Linked DNA regions of Homo sapiens: region 2 is linked to region 1. The links are chromatin loops, found by intact Hi-C in ENCODE. Cell type or tissue: HepG2. All regions are shown on one strand. Each heading gives the region's core, and the rest is flanking DNA. Links, peaks and the distances in the headings are about the cores only.

Region 1 (7,504 bases), core at 1,203-6,202:
TTTCAATAAGAACAAACACCAATAAACCTTAGGTAGTCTTCTTGTTCATAAGGAACTTGCCAGTAAATAGACTTTATAGAAAAATTTGATTCTAAAATTAATTGTAGGCCGGGCGCTTGGCTCACGCCTGTAATCCCAGCACTTTGGGAGGCCAAGGCAGGCAGATCACCTGAGGTTAGGAGTTCAAGACCAGGCTGGCCAACATGGCAAAACCTTGTTTCTACTAAAAATACAAAAATTAGCTGGGCATGGTGGCAGGCGCCTGTAGTCTCAGCTACTCAGGAGGCTGAAGGAGAATTGCTTGAACTAGGAGACAGAGGTTGCAGTGAGCTGAGATTGCGCCACTGCACTCCAGCCTGGCCGACAGAGGGAGACTGTGTCTCAATCAATCCATCAATAAATAAATAAATTAATTAATTAATTAAACTGTAAAATTTCTTACAGTAATCAGCCAAGGAGGAATATTTTCTACCCATGCGGTGTGTGGGAGTTAATCTTTGTGTTTCTTGGATGACTTGAGATAGTCATAGCCAACTCAGCTTACCGGCACCCACCAAGGTGCCCTATAAATATTTTATTAATGAATGGTGAGCTATGGCCGTCTGACTTCTGTTTGTCCAAAACCTATGCTTTATTCATGAGGTTCATGATCAGGAGAGGGAAAAAACACAAAACATTGAATCTACTTAGATGAGTTTGCTTTTTTTCTCCCCGGGGGTAAAAAATACTGAATTACTTCGCCAAAAATAGTGCTTTGCCAAAACCTGTTGTCAGTAACACTTTTATTTAGTCCTTCATACATCTCTATAGGAGTGTTAGCAGAAAGGAGTCACCATCCCAGACTCCAAGAGAGGGTTCTTGGATCTCGCACAAGAATTTGAGGCAAATTCATAGAGTAAAGTGAAAGCAAGTTTATTAAGAAAGTAAAGGGGCCGGGCGCAGTGGCTCGCGCCTCTAATCTCAGCACTTTGGGAGGCCGAGGTGGGCGGATCACCTGAGGTCAGGAGTTCGAGACCAGCCTGACCAACATGGAGTAAACCCCATCTCTACTAAAAATAGAAAAATTAGCTGGGCATGGTGGCGCATGCCTGTAGTCCCAGCTCCTCAGGAGGCTGAGGCAGGACAATCTCTTGAACCCAGGAGGTAGAGGTTGCAGTGAGCTGATATTGGACCATTGCACTTCAGCCTGGTGACAGAGCAAGACTTTGTCTTTAAAATAAAAAAAGAAAAGATTTTGAAATATTTTTAAATATCTTAAGTCCATGCTAATTTGGAATCATTAAAAAGGAGGCAAAGAAAACCTTTTATCAGCAAGGTTTCTGTGACCTGTATCTTGTGCAGACCTCCTATTTCATCCTGTGACTTAGAATGCCAAACGTTCTGAGAATGCAGCCCAGTAGGTCTCAGCCTTATTTTACCCAGCTCCTATTCAAGATGGAGTCACTTTGGTTCAAACACCTCTGACGGGAGTCTCATTCGAACCTGTGGTGACATAGTCCTGCCTGTTTGTTTCTTATTGGTGACCTAACACATGACCTTGTGTTTTTATGTTAAGTGAGGTTGATCTCTTGGGGGAAACATTATCTCTCTTTTCTTTATTTCAGAGGGTATATTACCTCTCTCTGGAATTTTACATGGGCCGAACATTACAGAACACCATGATCAACCTCGGTCTGCAAAATGCCTGTGATGAGGCCATTTACCAGGTACATTGTTCCTAGATTTCTCTCATCCTGTCTCTTTAAATTTCATGTGCACTTCAGGAAACTTGGGGACATTGCACAAAAAAATAAAGTAAAATAAGAGTGAAAAATCGCCTCTATAGATGTGGCTATTACAAACTTTTAGAAATATACATCACTGGTAATCTCTCATTTAAGAGGAACAACCAGAAAAAGTTAGATAACTCGTTATGACTCATGAGAATTTTCTTTTGCAATCAAAGTCTTTGACAGCATTCCTCACAGATTACATTTCAGAAATTAGTGTCTGAACAAGCCTTTTAAAAGTACTTGAGTCTTCTGCTATCAGAATCACAATCTTTACTTTGGGCTTCTATCTCATTTTTAAGAAATGATCAAACTTTGTTATTCATGTATCAAGGCAATTTGTGAAAATGATCAGCTTTAAAAATTCTGTTGTCATACTTTCTCTGTTGCTTAATGAGATGTAAAATACACTTCCTCCTTAAAGGAGAAGCTTGAAGTCTTAACCCTAATGTGCTAAGTTGTTTTCATGAATATATTTAACTTTTTCTTTCCTGAGCTTCAGGCACCTTCATACCCAAAACAGGTAGCCCTTAACCTTTTTGATGTGGTTGAAAGGAGAAATGTGTATTTGCAAAGACACATTCTAAATGAGAGACTGTTCAAACTTTTCATTTCCTTTGCCATGGGATTGTCCCCTCATGTGTCCTTCGCTCAAGAACAAATACGTCTACAACCAGGTCATAGCTAACTCACATACATGTGGGTTAGGTGGAGTATTTCCTGTGAAAGAACCCCTGCAGGTCCTCTCCATGTCCCTTCCCTCTCCTTCCCCTAATATCAGCTGAAAATAACATCTCTCCCTTGGAGTAGCCTATAGCCAGGCAGGGTGATGTGATCCATGTCTACTTGCTCAAAATTTATATCATACTTTTTTTTTTTTTTGAGACGGAGTCTCGTCCTGTTACGCAGGCTGGAGTGCAGTGGCACGATCTCAGCTCCCTGCAATCTCCACCTCCCAGCCTCAGCCTCCTGAGTAGCTGGGATTACAGGCATGCACCACCTTGCCCAGCTCATTTCTGTATTTTTAGTAGAGATGGGGTTTCGCCATTTTGGCCAAGCTGGTCTCGAACTCCTGACCTCAGGTGATCCACCCACCTTGGCCTCCCAAAATGCTGGAATTACAAGTGTGAGTCACCGTGCCAGCCTATATCATGCTTTAGACTTACGTTTTTAGAATTTAAAAATTCTGAGTGTTAGCACCAGCAGTTGGCTTACACCAGGAACCTAGTAAGCTCTAATCTGCAGAGAGCAAATTTGAAAGGCCCTTTAACACTGAACAGAAGCATAACCAAGGTTGAACTCGTAAGATACAGTTGTCAAGACCTGTGTGACAGGTAGGAATCCAAACAGGTGCCATGGAAACGGGGGCACAACTTCAAGCACTGGTGCATCTTCCACATATGTCTTCAAATGTGCAAATTATTTTTCCATTTAAAAAAAATACCCAGTTTCATGGGTTGCCTAACTTCAGATAAGAACCCAGTTGTTTCACAGTAGGCCACCTTTAGCCATGCCTGGGCTAGATTAGCATCTAGTCAGGATGGAACAAGTCATTTGCCTGACCAACAATTCTTTCATCGTAAAATGAGCAATCCAATGTGATCTCCAGGGCTGCAGAGCTCTGTCATGGGTGCCCAGTGGTGCTGTGGACTCTGCTGTGTGATCCCCAGCACTTTGGGGCAGGGAGCTAGCTGGCAATCAGTCCCATCCGTGCCCAAGTTCACAGATGCTATTTGGCTTCCCACAGCTTCTTATCCACCCCAGGGAAAAGTAAAGGATTTTACCCCATCCAGCTGGATTGCAGGACTGCAGTTTCCCTGCCTGCTGTCAGGACCCAGGTCTCCAGGGCAGTAACCCACTAACTGGTTTTGAGTTGACAACTTTTGACCCTACTGAGTAAATATGCTGTGGTCATGAAAAGATGAACTTTAGTCCATTCTGGAACGTCTGACCCTGAGACCTTTCGGTCATTTTCAAAATCCCTCAGTCCAATTAATATCAGCTTGGTACTGGACTGTTTCTGAGGTTTTAACCCTACTGTACACACACACACACAATTTTTTTTAATGATAATAGCTAACATTTATTGAGGGATATCTGCCCAAGAATAGTTCTAAATGCTTTGTTTGTATAATCTCATTTAATTCACGGCAATCATCAGTGAGGTAGGTACTGTTAGCCTCCACTTTTTTAAATAGGAAAATTGAGGCATAGAGTTAGTAGCTTGCCCAGGGTCATGTAAGAAGTAACAGAGTCAATAATGGACTTTTAGAGCTTACACTTTTCTCCATGCTGCAGCTGCACCATCTCATACAGTTTGCCTCTGCAGTCAGTACCTGATGCCAGAACAAGCTGCAAGGGAGCTGACGCTAGATTAGGTACACAGCTAAACCTGAATACCTTTACCCAGAGCTGTAGGAAATGGCTGTCCCTCTGAATGGCCTGAATTTTTATCTGCTTCCAATATTGTTTTCCTTTCATTACCAGCTTGGATTGGATATAGAAGAGTTAGAAGAAATTGAAGAAGATGCTGGACTTGGCAATGGTGGTCTTGGGAGACTTGCTGGTAAGTGACATTGTGAGTGTATTATATTGTCTGGCCGATTGAAGACATCTCAGATGCCATGCATGACCATGCTTGCAAGAACCAGGCAGGCTTCCTAGAAGAAGCGCAAGGTATGACCTGGTTGTAGATGTATTTGTTCTTGAGTTTGCACTTTGGTTTGATCAATTCTAGACAAATAGTAGAGATGGGAACTTGAACAAAAGAGACACTGCTTAAAACTCAGTTAACCAGATCCTTCCTATGCACTTAAGAGTATGTTAAATGTTAACACACTAAAAAATTTATTATGCTAGCACCCCCTTTGATCACTACCCCAGTTCTGTGCTCCTCCCTATAGGGGGTCATAGGGAACAGTTTAGTATTTAGAATTCCAGACCTTTTTTCTGCATATTCATTCACATTATATACATATGTACACACAAACACACACACACATATATATATATACACACACATACACACACATGTAAATGTCTGGAATATATATCTTCCAGACCTTTTTTCTACATATTTACACACACACATACACATATATATATTCATAGAAAATATTTAATTTTTTAAAAAATAAATGGTATCACACTGTATGGCTTTAATACAATGTGATTTCTTTTTTAGTTTGGAGATCTATCCAGTAAAGTACGTCTAGGTCAAAAGTAGTGTCTTTACTTCACTATTATTTGTTCAAAGCTTCTCAATTCACATCCTTGTGTGGCATGACCTAAGTTAAGTTGCTGTTGTTTTATTTTATTTTATTTTTTCAGTGGTAGACTCCAGGTCAGAGGCATGACCCCAGTTGGTCAACCATTGTCTTGCCTTGTGCACTTGACTGCTTGATTGACTAGTGGGCAATGATACACTAATATTATTGGTATGATTTTGTTAATAATGTCCTTTTTGTGTGTGGATACAATTTGAGTTCTTTGCTTTTTTCAGGGAATAATTTTTCATCAAATATATAGGAAAGCACTAAAAATACAATACCAGCTCCATTAGTTTAGAAAATACACATCTCTATAACCAAGTAATTCCACTTGATATCTACCCTAAAGAAGCACACACATAAGAAGACATGTGGGGAAAATAATTGTTACAGTGTAGTTTATAAAAGTACTACACTGATTGTTGAAGAACAAAATTGACCTAGATGTACTTTCCTAGCTAGATCTCCAAATTAAAAGCGAAATCAAATTGCATTAAAGCCATACAGTGTGATACCATTTGTTTTTTAAAAATTAAATATTTTCTGTGAATATATATGTATGTGTCTGTGTGTGTGTAAATATATAGGAAAAAGATCTGGAAGATATATATTCCAGACATATATGTGTGTGTGTGTGTATATATGTGTGTGTGTACATATGTATATAATGTGAATATGTAGAAAAAAAGGTCTGGAATTTTAAATACGAAACTGTTCCCTACGACCCCCTGTAGGGAGGAGTGCAGAACTGGGATAGCGATCAAAGGGGATGCTGGCATAATAAATTTTTTTGTCTGTAACTTTTAATATTTTTAAGGAAGATGCATTAATGTATTATTTGTGAAATTTAAATTTAATAATAAAAATGTACTACCACACATGTATCAGATTGTATTCTATGAAAAATAATTATCTCCTCTCTTTTAGAAATTGTTCAAAAATCTTCTGATTTTGCATACACCCAAGTTACTAGAAAGCCATTTGCATCTGTTTCATTTTTTTCATCCTTAGTACATTAGTCACAGTGTGCTTTAACATTGTCATTAATAATGAACAAAACAAAATAAAACAATGCCTGTGGGATACTTGCCACCTTCCTGTGAAGTTAATTATCAGACAATTTAGTAGGCTTTCTATGGGGCTGCAGGAAGGCCAGCAGTGCTGATGCACATCTGAGAATAAGAACCAGCCTGCCTACCTTTTATGTGAAGCCCGAGCCCTCAGTCTTTGTTAGCTAGGTTAACTCTGTGTCTGACATTCATGACATCGCTCCTTGAGTTGACTGATGAAGTCAGAGTGAAGAGGCTGATGAAGCTGAGAATTCTCATTAGATGATCTCATCTAAGTTGGGACCCCCTCTAAAGATAATCTGATCAGGACTCAGGAAAAGCCGAAGAGCCACAGCTCAAAGAGAACAGGAATGGGAGCAGAGCCAGGCCATATGTGAGCACAGGGATTGGCGATGTAAGAAAAACTTGAAAGCCTAGGCCATTTGTGTTTGTGGATCTCTGTTTTAAGGGCTGTACCACCAACCTCATTCAATCCCTTTCTGTTTGATCTACAGCTTTTAATATTCTTGTCAGTTTTAATTCCTACTGTACACTTCCTCATTCTGTGTATATTTCTCAGCTTAAATTCCTGGGAGGGACAATCTGATTAGTGTAACACCTTAGTTTTCATCCAGCCACAAGACAGATCCTTACCCAGCCTGTTGGTTAACTGTTCTGGATCAGATGCCCTGTCATTAAATAACAGAAAACCTAGCAAAAATGCTTCAATCAAAAAGGACATGTGTTATCATATAACAAGAACTCCAGAGGTAAGGCCATTCCAAGACTGGTTTATTCAGCAGCAGGAGTATAGCAGGACTCCAGGTCTCTGGTCCTTTTGTCTTTCCCCTCATGGAAAAAAGACAGTGGCAGCAAGGAAAATCTTTCCCAGAATTCTCCTATACCCAACAGACTTTCTAGCACCACTCATCTGATTGAATGTCATTGTATGCCCACGGAGAAGGAAATACAATTGCTATGATTGGCTTAGCAGATTAGACCAATCCAGCAAGATTCACTTCCTGGTTCAGCCTCCCTGAAGCATATGATCACCTAATATCTGAACAACAGTGGAATTCCATTAGCCAGGAAGAAACAGAGCTGGCCACAGAATATCTTGTCAGTCAGTTGCTGGAAGGGAATGGGACACATATAAGTTATACTCTCCTGGGACTGTCTTTTCCAGTGGGGTGAGTCTTAGGGGAGGATAGAGACAGCTTCCCTTAGAAAAGGCAGTGTGGGGACAATAATCGACATTATCTGGTGCAGGTTGGCTTCCTTATCTGTTCTCAAACAAAATGTACACAATAGTTATTTCTAGATGGTGAGGTCATAGATGAGATTTTCTTCTTTATACATTTTTGCATTTTCTAACTTTTCTATAGTATTAATTTTATAATTAGAAATGAGTTATTTT
Region 2 (6,872 bases), core at 1,476-6,475, 61 kb after region 1:
AAATAGAAGGAAGCCTTGAAGGCAGAGCATGTCCTAGGAGGACAGTGTGTCTGGAGTTAAGGGCATGAAGGCAAGGGTGGTATGGAATAAGGCAGAAGGGATGGGTGAGGCCAGAAGCCAAGGGCAACACCTAAATGTCTATACTCCAAAGCAAAATTCTTAGGAAAATCAAGCAAATCAACAGAAGAGGAAGGTGTAGGAAACAGCCTCCAGGTACCTCCAGGAGCACCGACCTCTCCGTGGGCAGGTAACACAGCACTGCTCCTCTGAGTCCTAACAGGAACACCTGCCCCATCAAGCAACCCGGTGTCCCATCCGTGCACTCACCAGATCCCTAGCATCACCCCAGGTTCAACTCTCAGGTAGAAGTTCACTGTGTGAGGAATCTTTAACTCTGGTTTCTTTAAATCCACAAGAAATGGGGCTTTGACTGGAAAGTAAAAATCATTATCAACTTCAAGAATCAAATTCCATGCCTTTTAATCACAATCAAAGAAAGGAATTAGCCTACACAGGTTAACAGGCTTCTAAGTTGCAAGCTACTACACTAAACTCCTAGCAGAGTATTTTATTTTATCAGCTAGGACTAGCCTGCAGAGGAGGGGCAAAAAACAAAAACCTAAAAGCTAGATTTTAAAATAGCATCAGTGTCATGGCTCATAATAGAGAAACAGAGTTATTCAATCCTTATCCTTGTCTCCAGCTTTTTAAAAGCAGTGGAGACCATTCCCCTAAGAAGGTAAAAAGGCCTAGAAGAAAATAATAAGTATTCTGCTACTTCGGTGAAACCTAATCATCAGCCAAAAGGCAAGAAATGTCCAGAACTACCTGCTTACCAGGAGGCAAGCAGGTAAGAACTAGAAGGACTGTGAATGGAACCCCCACCCACAAGGCCATGCATCTCTCTTTACTCCCAACAGTTTGCAAGGATTCCTGCTAGACTTCAAAGTCAATATTAAATAAGTTTCAGACCATTTCAGTCTAACCACAATTTTACAGCTGACATGTCTTTTCACTACGTCACAACTTTAAGGGTACTGAGGTCTTTATTTGGGAAAAATTATATAGGAAAATTTATGGAAGGTCCATACTTACAAAAATTAAAATAAATTAGCATGTCTATCAGAGGAAGGAAAACGTGTTCTTTTAAGGATTTACTAGTAAAGCTGTCATACAGAGCAGCAATTTTTCTTCCGAGCATTGAACAGGAGTGTGGAAAATATCTGCAAGGTATTGGGAAACACACAAGGTTTTCGAAATTAATCCATTTGTCTTGGTTTGTTTTTTTCTTTTTCTTTGTTTTTTTTTGGACAGAGTTCTGCTCTTGTTGCCCAGGCTGGAGTGCAATGGCATGTTCTCAGCTCACTGCAACCTCTGCCTCCCGGGATCAAGCAATTCTCCTGCCTGAGCCTCCCAAGTAGCTGGCATTACAGGCACCCACCACCATGCCTGGCTAATTTTTGTATTTTTAGTAGAGACAGGGTTTCACCATGTTGGCCAGGCTGGTCTCGAACTCCTGACCTCAGGTGATCCGCCCCCAAATTTCAGAGACTAACACTGGGAATTCTGGGTCAGATGGCATTTAAGCAAAATCTTTTACACAATGACAAGGAATTATCTACACGGCAGGCCAAGACTGGGACTAAGGGGAAACCAGGTAAGGAAAGTAATAGGGCAGGGCCCCAACCAGTAGCTGAAAAAGCCAGGACATGGCAGGGACAGGAAGGGAAGGGATATGTTCGCACCACAGCCAGGTTTGGTCCCTTACTGTAGCCCCATAGAAGGCTGAGGCTGGACCCCAAAGTCACCAGTAAACAGGATTCAGACAGTTTAACAGTTGCTGCAGTTTTTAATTATATCACAATTCTGCACTATATGTGTTAGCTATTCTTATCATTAGTCTCAGGCAGTGAGGGAATAATCCCTAGATCCTCTATATTCTGGACTTATCTTAGGAAGAAATGAGCCAGTGTTAGGAGACCCCACTTCTGAGATGAGATCCCTGGAAGAGATGGACCCATGAGGCACAGGGCTGGAGCCTGGTCAGGGAGTGGGATGGGCGCATGCACATCTTGCCTACGCTATTGTTCCCTGTGACACAAACCACCCAATCAGGAGCTGTCAGCACACAAGTGACGATTTGTCCATGAGGGGTCACTAAGGACACCTCTGTCTCAAGCCACCTCTCTTGTGAGGGTCTTAGAGAGGTGAGGGATACAGGAGGTCAATGTCATCACCTCCTGCTTCCAGTTTTTGCCCACATTATCCATTAAGTAAGTCCCTTTCCATGTTGTAAGAGATCATTGTTAAAACTGTTTAATATAATCAAATGGTAAGGTTGAGGGGCTGGAAAGCATTTTTGATAAATTGTCTCCCCTGCCCTGATTTCTATGCTAGACCAGAGGCATTTTTGGAAGATAATTATTACCTTTGCTTTGCAAATGAGACTGGAAAGTTAAGTAATCTTTCCAAGGTCACAAGTCAATGAATGGCAGAGCCACACATACCCAGGTCTGTCTGATCCCATAGTCTTATAATGATCTCCAGGATGTCACAGTCTTGGTGACATCCATGTAAGCAGAAATGAACCCCAGGAACAAAGCTGGCCTCTGGCAAAATTCTGCTCATAGACAATCTTGTTTTAAGATCTCCTTCTGCACCTTAGCCCTCTCAGCAGGGTCCCGTCCTTTCTTCTTTCCTCCTTCCTGCTCCTGTATTCTCAGGAGCCCTCTGATAACAAAGTCATCAAAGAAAGACCTCTAAAAAAATTAATTCCCCCTGAAGTGTTAATGACTTAAAAATCAGAGCACTTATATGTGTTTGGAAGAGGCACGAAGAGAGAAGATAATGAATCTCTGATGAATTTCCAGCAGTTCTGCAAGAAGTGGAAAAGATATGTGGGCTAAGGGTAATGGATAGATTTTTGAATACATCATACGCTGGCAATTGCCTACTCATAAAATCAGCAAGAAAGAAATGAAAATGATTGTTTCATAATACTTTAAAATAGCACCCCACCACCCCTGCCATGAAGGCGGCAGGAAGGAGAGGACATTGTTGTTCTGATTTTAGAGATAAGAAATCAAAACCCAGAGAAGCCACTTTGAGCCACAGATCAAGCCCAAATGGACAGAACTGAACCCAAGGCTGAACTGTGCCTCCTTCCAGCTGCTGGCTCCTGCTGGCTTCCTTCTAAGCTCCCCTCACTCACCTCCACCCTGCCTGTTAGTCTCCAGCTAAGCTGTCTTTTGAAGGTAGGCAGGGTAGTCTCCCGCTAAGCTATGTTTTGAAGGTCTGCTTGGGAAGCAGAGGCAGTAGAGGGAAATGTGTGTCTGTTTTTTAAGGAATAATTCATACACAGTCCTTCTCTCAAATAGCTCGAGGCACTTTTCTGAGATGCACTGCGGGAAGAGAACAGAGTGACCAGATCCTCAGAGCATCAATAATGCAAAGCAGCTTCTTTTAACTAAGGGGTTGTCAATTTGACTTCCCCTAGATCAGTAAGGGATCAAAAGTCACCAGTGGCTAATAGACCTTATTTGAGCAGAGGATGCAGTTTCAGCCCAATCCCCGCTAACGGCCAGCCACATCAAACGGCCACCTTGGTGCTTTGGTGTTCTTTCACTTGCCCTTTGATCAGCTGCAGCTGTAACCACACAGCGTCCCACAGGGGACTCAGAACCTAACTGGATGATTCTTACTGGTGAAAGCTGGTGGAGTCTGAGCTGCTACAGGGTGAATCACTCATGCTCAGAGGTTTCTGCAAACCAACTTTGGGAAGCCCAAATCTAACTACATTTACTATTTCAAATATTAAGACAGGTACCTTCAACCTGTGTGCCAATTCACTCAGTCGACATGTGTTTGTCACCAAGCACCGGGAGACATCCTCCCAACCAAATCCCCTCTTCCTTCACACCCATGGAAGTATCTCTTTTTTGTCAAAGTCTCCTGGAGAGATCATTCCATGGTGACCTCTCCTCTCTTGTCTTTCCTCCCACAAATAATAACGGGGCCTCAGCTGGCCTTGAATTGTTCTGTGATGGCTTTCCCATTATTAGCCCTGTCTTCTCCACTCTATCAGGCCACAGACAACAAGAACAACATGGCATAGAATGCTTCCTTTACATTTCCCTCTGTCTAGCCCAGGGCTGAGCTCAGTAAATATTGACGCATAGGTTGAAAATAGAAAGAGAGTGCATTTATTTTGTAAGGGAGAAGGAAGCAACATTTATTGGTAGCTTCAGAGGAAAGAGGAAGGACTTCATTTTCTTTTTTTTACTTACAATTGCAAATGAATCAATGTGTGCTCCACAGAGCAAGGATTTTGTCTGTTTTATTTACTGCTGTGTGACCAAGACTAGAATACTATCCAATAGATAATAAAGAACCAACGCTGTGGAAAGAATGAACACATTTATCAGCCTACTCCTGCACATTTTCTGAGCACTATCTAGGATTGTAATGACTTGGGGTGGAATGGGGGAAATGAGGAGGAAAATAAACCTTTGGTTTCCCCCAACTTCCTTCTGGAGCACATTTTCCATTTTTCTTTTTTTATTATTATTTTTTTTTGAGACGGAGTCTCGCTCTGTCACCCAGGCTGGAGTGCAGTGGTGCGATCTCGGCTCACTCCAACCTCCGCCTCCCAGGTTCAAGCAATTCTCCTGCCTCAGCCTCCGGAGTAGCTGGGACTACGGGCATGTGCCACCACGCCTGGCTAATTTTTTGTATTTTTAGTAGAGACAGGGTTTCACTGTGTTAGCCAGGATGGTCTCCATCTCCTGACCTCATGATCTGCCCGCCTTGGCTTCCCAAAGTGCTGGGATTACAGATGTGAGCCACAATGCCTGGCCTCATTTTTCTAATTTAAAGAAAACCAGTTGTAAAGTGGAGACTTACTCTCCTTGGCCCACCCACCTTAAGCAGCAACTGGATTTGATAAAAATTTTTGTAAAATAAATAACTAGATTCCCAAGGCATTAAAAAATAGCCACTGAAAAAATCATATGATGAAATGTTCTTGGGTCTCACAACACATCCCACTAGTTCCAGTGCCATGATCAGGGCCAGGGGCATGGCAAGCCCTCCATGAAGGTTTGCTCACCTAAGTGAACCCGGCTCCAAGAATCAAAGAGGACTTGGGATAGTGGAAATGGGTCTGGGCCTCAGCCTCAGCACATCTTATGGTAGCCAATAATCTTCTGCTCAGATGAAGACATACGCTAGTATTTTGTTCTTTCAGGAAGTGTCTCTTGAGACTTTTTTCACTAATTAGTAAGGCAAGTAATAGATGGTCCCCAACTCCCTATCTCCCACTCCATTATCAACAAAGTGGGTTATTCTCTATGAGTATGATGTGCAACTTTGATTCTCTGCCTAATAAATGCCCTTTACTGCCAAATAAATGTTAAATAATCAGCCATCAATTCCACAGAGACCATCAAAGTGAAAAACATTAGATGTCAACGTTCCCAGAATCACCACATCTGGGAGAGAAGTCCTGTTAATATGCAGTTTGACAAGTGCAATCAGGACATTCTGCCACGTGTTCAGATCCAACCCAGAGCTGGGAGGCATGGGTTCTAGGTGACTGGGCCCCTGCAGAGCTGCCAGCACTCTGCTGTCTGCAATGAGAATAAAAAGGAATAGAAGAGAAAAGAGACCAGGTGCAGTGGCTCACACCTGTAATCCCAACACTTTGGGGTGCCAAGGCAGGTGGAATCTGTGAGCTCCAGGAGTTTGAGACCAACCTGAACAATGTAGTGAAAACCCATATCTACACAAAATACAAAAATCAGCTCAGTGTGGTGGCAGGTGCCTGTAGTCCCAGCTACTGGGGAGGCTGAGACGGGAGGATCGCTGGAGCCCTGGGAATGAGCCAAGATTGTGCCACTGCACTCCAGCCTGGGCAACAGAGTGAAACCCTTGTCTCAAAAAAGAAAAAAAAAAGAGAGAGAGAGAGAGAAAAGATCCCCGTTTGTCATCATCACTCTGGGCACTCCAAAGTGAGGTCTCCTGTGTCTGGATGTAATTTTTGGATATTTTCTAATCAGCACAAATTAAACAAAAGGAATAGAAAGAGGGAAGTAAAAATGCCAATACCTTCCCACACCAACAAAACTAAATGAAATACCCACGTGTCCTGGGTCCACGATCTCCAACCAATACCTGGCTTCAGTGCAAACAAGACTGACAATATGTTGCAGGTGGATTCAGGTAATTTAAGATTACTGTTTAAACCGAGGATCCATGGGAGGAAGAAAACAGAAACAAAACCCGAAACACCCACTGATACATTTCAGACTTAAACAACATAAGAACTTGGCACAGGTAATGCCAAGTTATGGTTTCAACACACTATGTACATCTTTAGCATACTGGAGGTGTTTTCTTTAAATACATGCCAGGGAGTTCACACTCAGGGAACTAGGCACGGATTTTCTGATTCTTTTCCACCTACACAGATAGGCCCTTGACCTAAGAGGATCCCGTCCAAGATTACAACATATATTACTATTGTCACTATTACTAATGTCATTCAGATCCATCTTGTATGTTAGCAAAATGGTCAGATAATAGAGATTGGTGTAGGAATTCAACCATCTCCCTGGCATCTGTATTTCAGAAGCCCCCAAAAGTTATAACTTCCTGAAATACCAAACCTGAGAGTCTCGCTGGTCCAGGTTGGGATTGAGGCTGAGGATAGCAAGGGCAACCAAAGAGCCCTAGAGTTCTCAGGGGGCCGCCGAGGTCCCCCGGAAGCCACAATGCTGGGCCTTGGGCCCGGGCCAGCAGAGGGGATTGCGGCCTCGGCCGCGCCCTGGCCCCCTGCCCCATCCCCGCGCAGCCTGAGCCGTCGGGGCCCGGCC

The links. Hi-C counts contacts between places; a loop is a spot of excess contacts. Peaks named below come from ENCODE experiments on the same cell type or tissue, not always from the same donor. Only the 100,000 strongest peaks of a DNase experiment are listed, where the experiment ranks them.
Region 2: a loop joins it to region 1, with 8 times the contacts of the local background. A loop is called at or near these places in 2 of 110 quality-filtered maps.

The regions. Positions count from the first base shown.
Region 1 is chr14:50,931,938-50,939,441 of GRCh38, reverse strand. It overlaps PYGL (glycogen phosphorylase L), which reads left to right. Exons shown (of 20, transcript NM_002863.5): 2 at 1,605-1,706; 3 at 4,257-4,335. Among named protein-coding and RNA genes, the nearest start is that of PYGL, 8.8 kb to the left of the region's middle. In HepG2, for the core only: no CTCF peak of the experiment used is centred there; a DNase peak (open chromatin) is centred at 3,661.
Region 2 is chr14:50,872,303-50,879,174 of GRCh38, reverse strand. It overlaps ABHD12B (abhydrolase domain containing 12B), which reads right to left. Exons shown (of 13, transcript NM_001206673.2): 2 at 1,096-1,223; 3 at 328-430. Among named protein-coding and RNA genes, the nearest start is that of ABHD12B, 3.7 kb to the right of the region's middle. RefSeq lists a silencer at 3,590-3,639. In HepG2, for the core only: no CTCF peak of the experiment used is centred there; DNase peaks (open chromatin) are centred at 2,479, 3,614 and 4,134; H3K4me3 peaks cover 1,503 bases.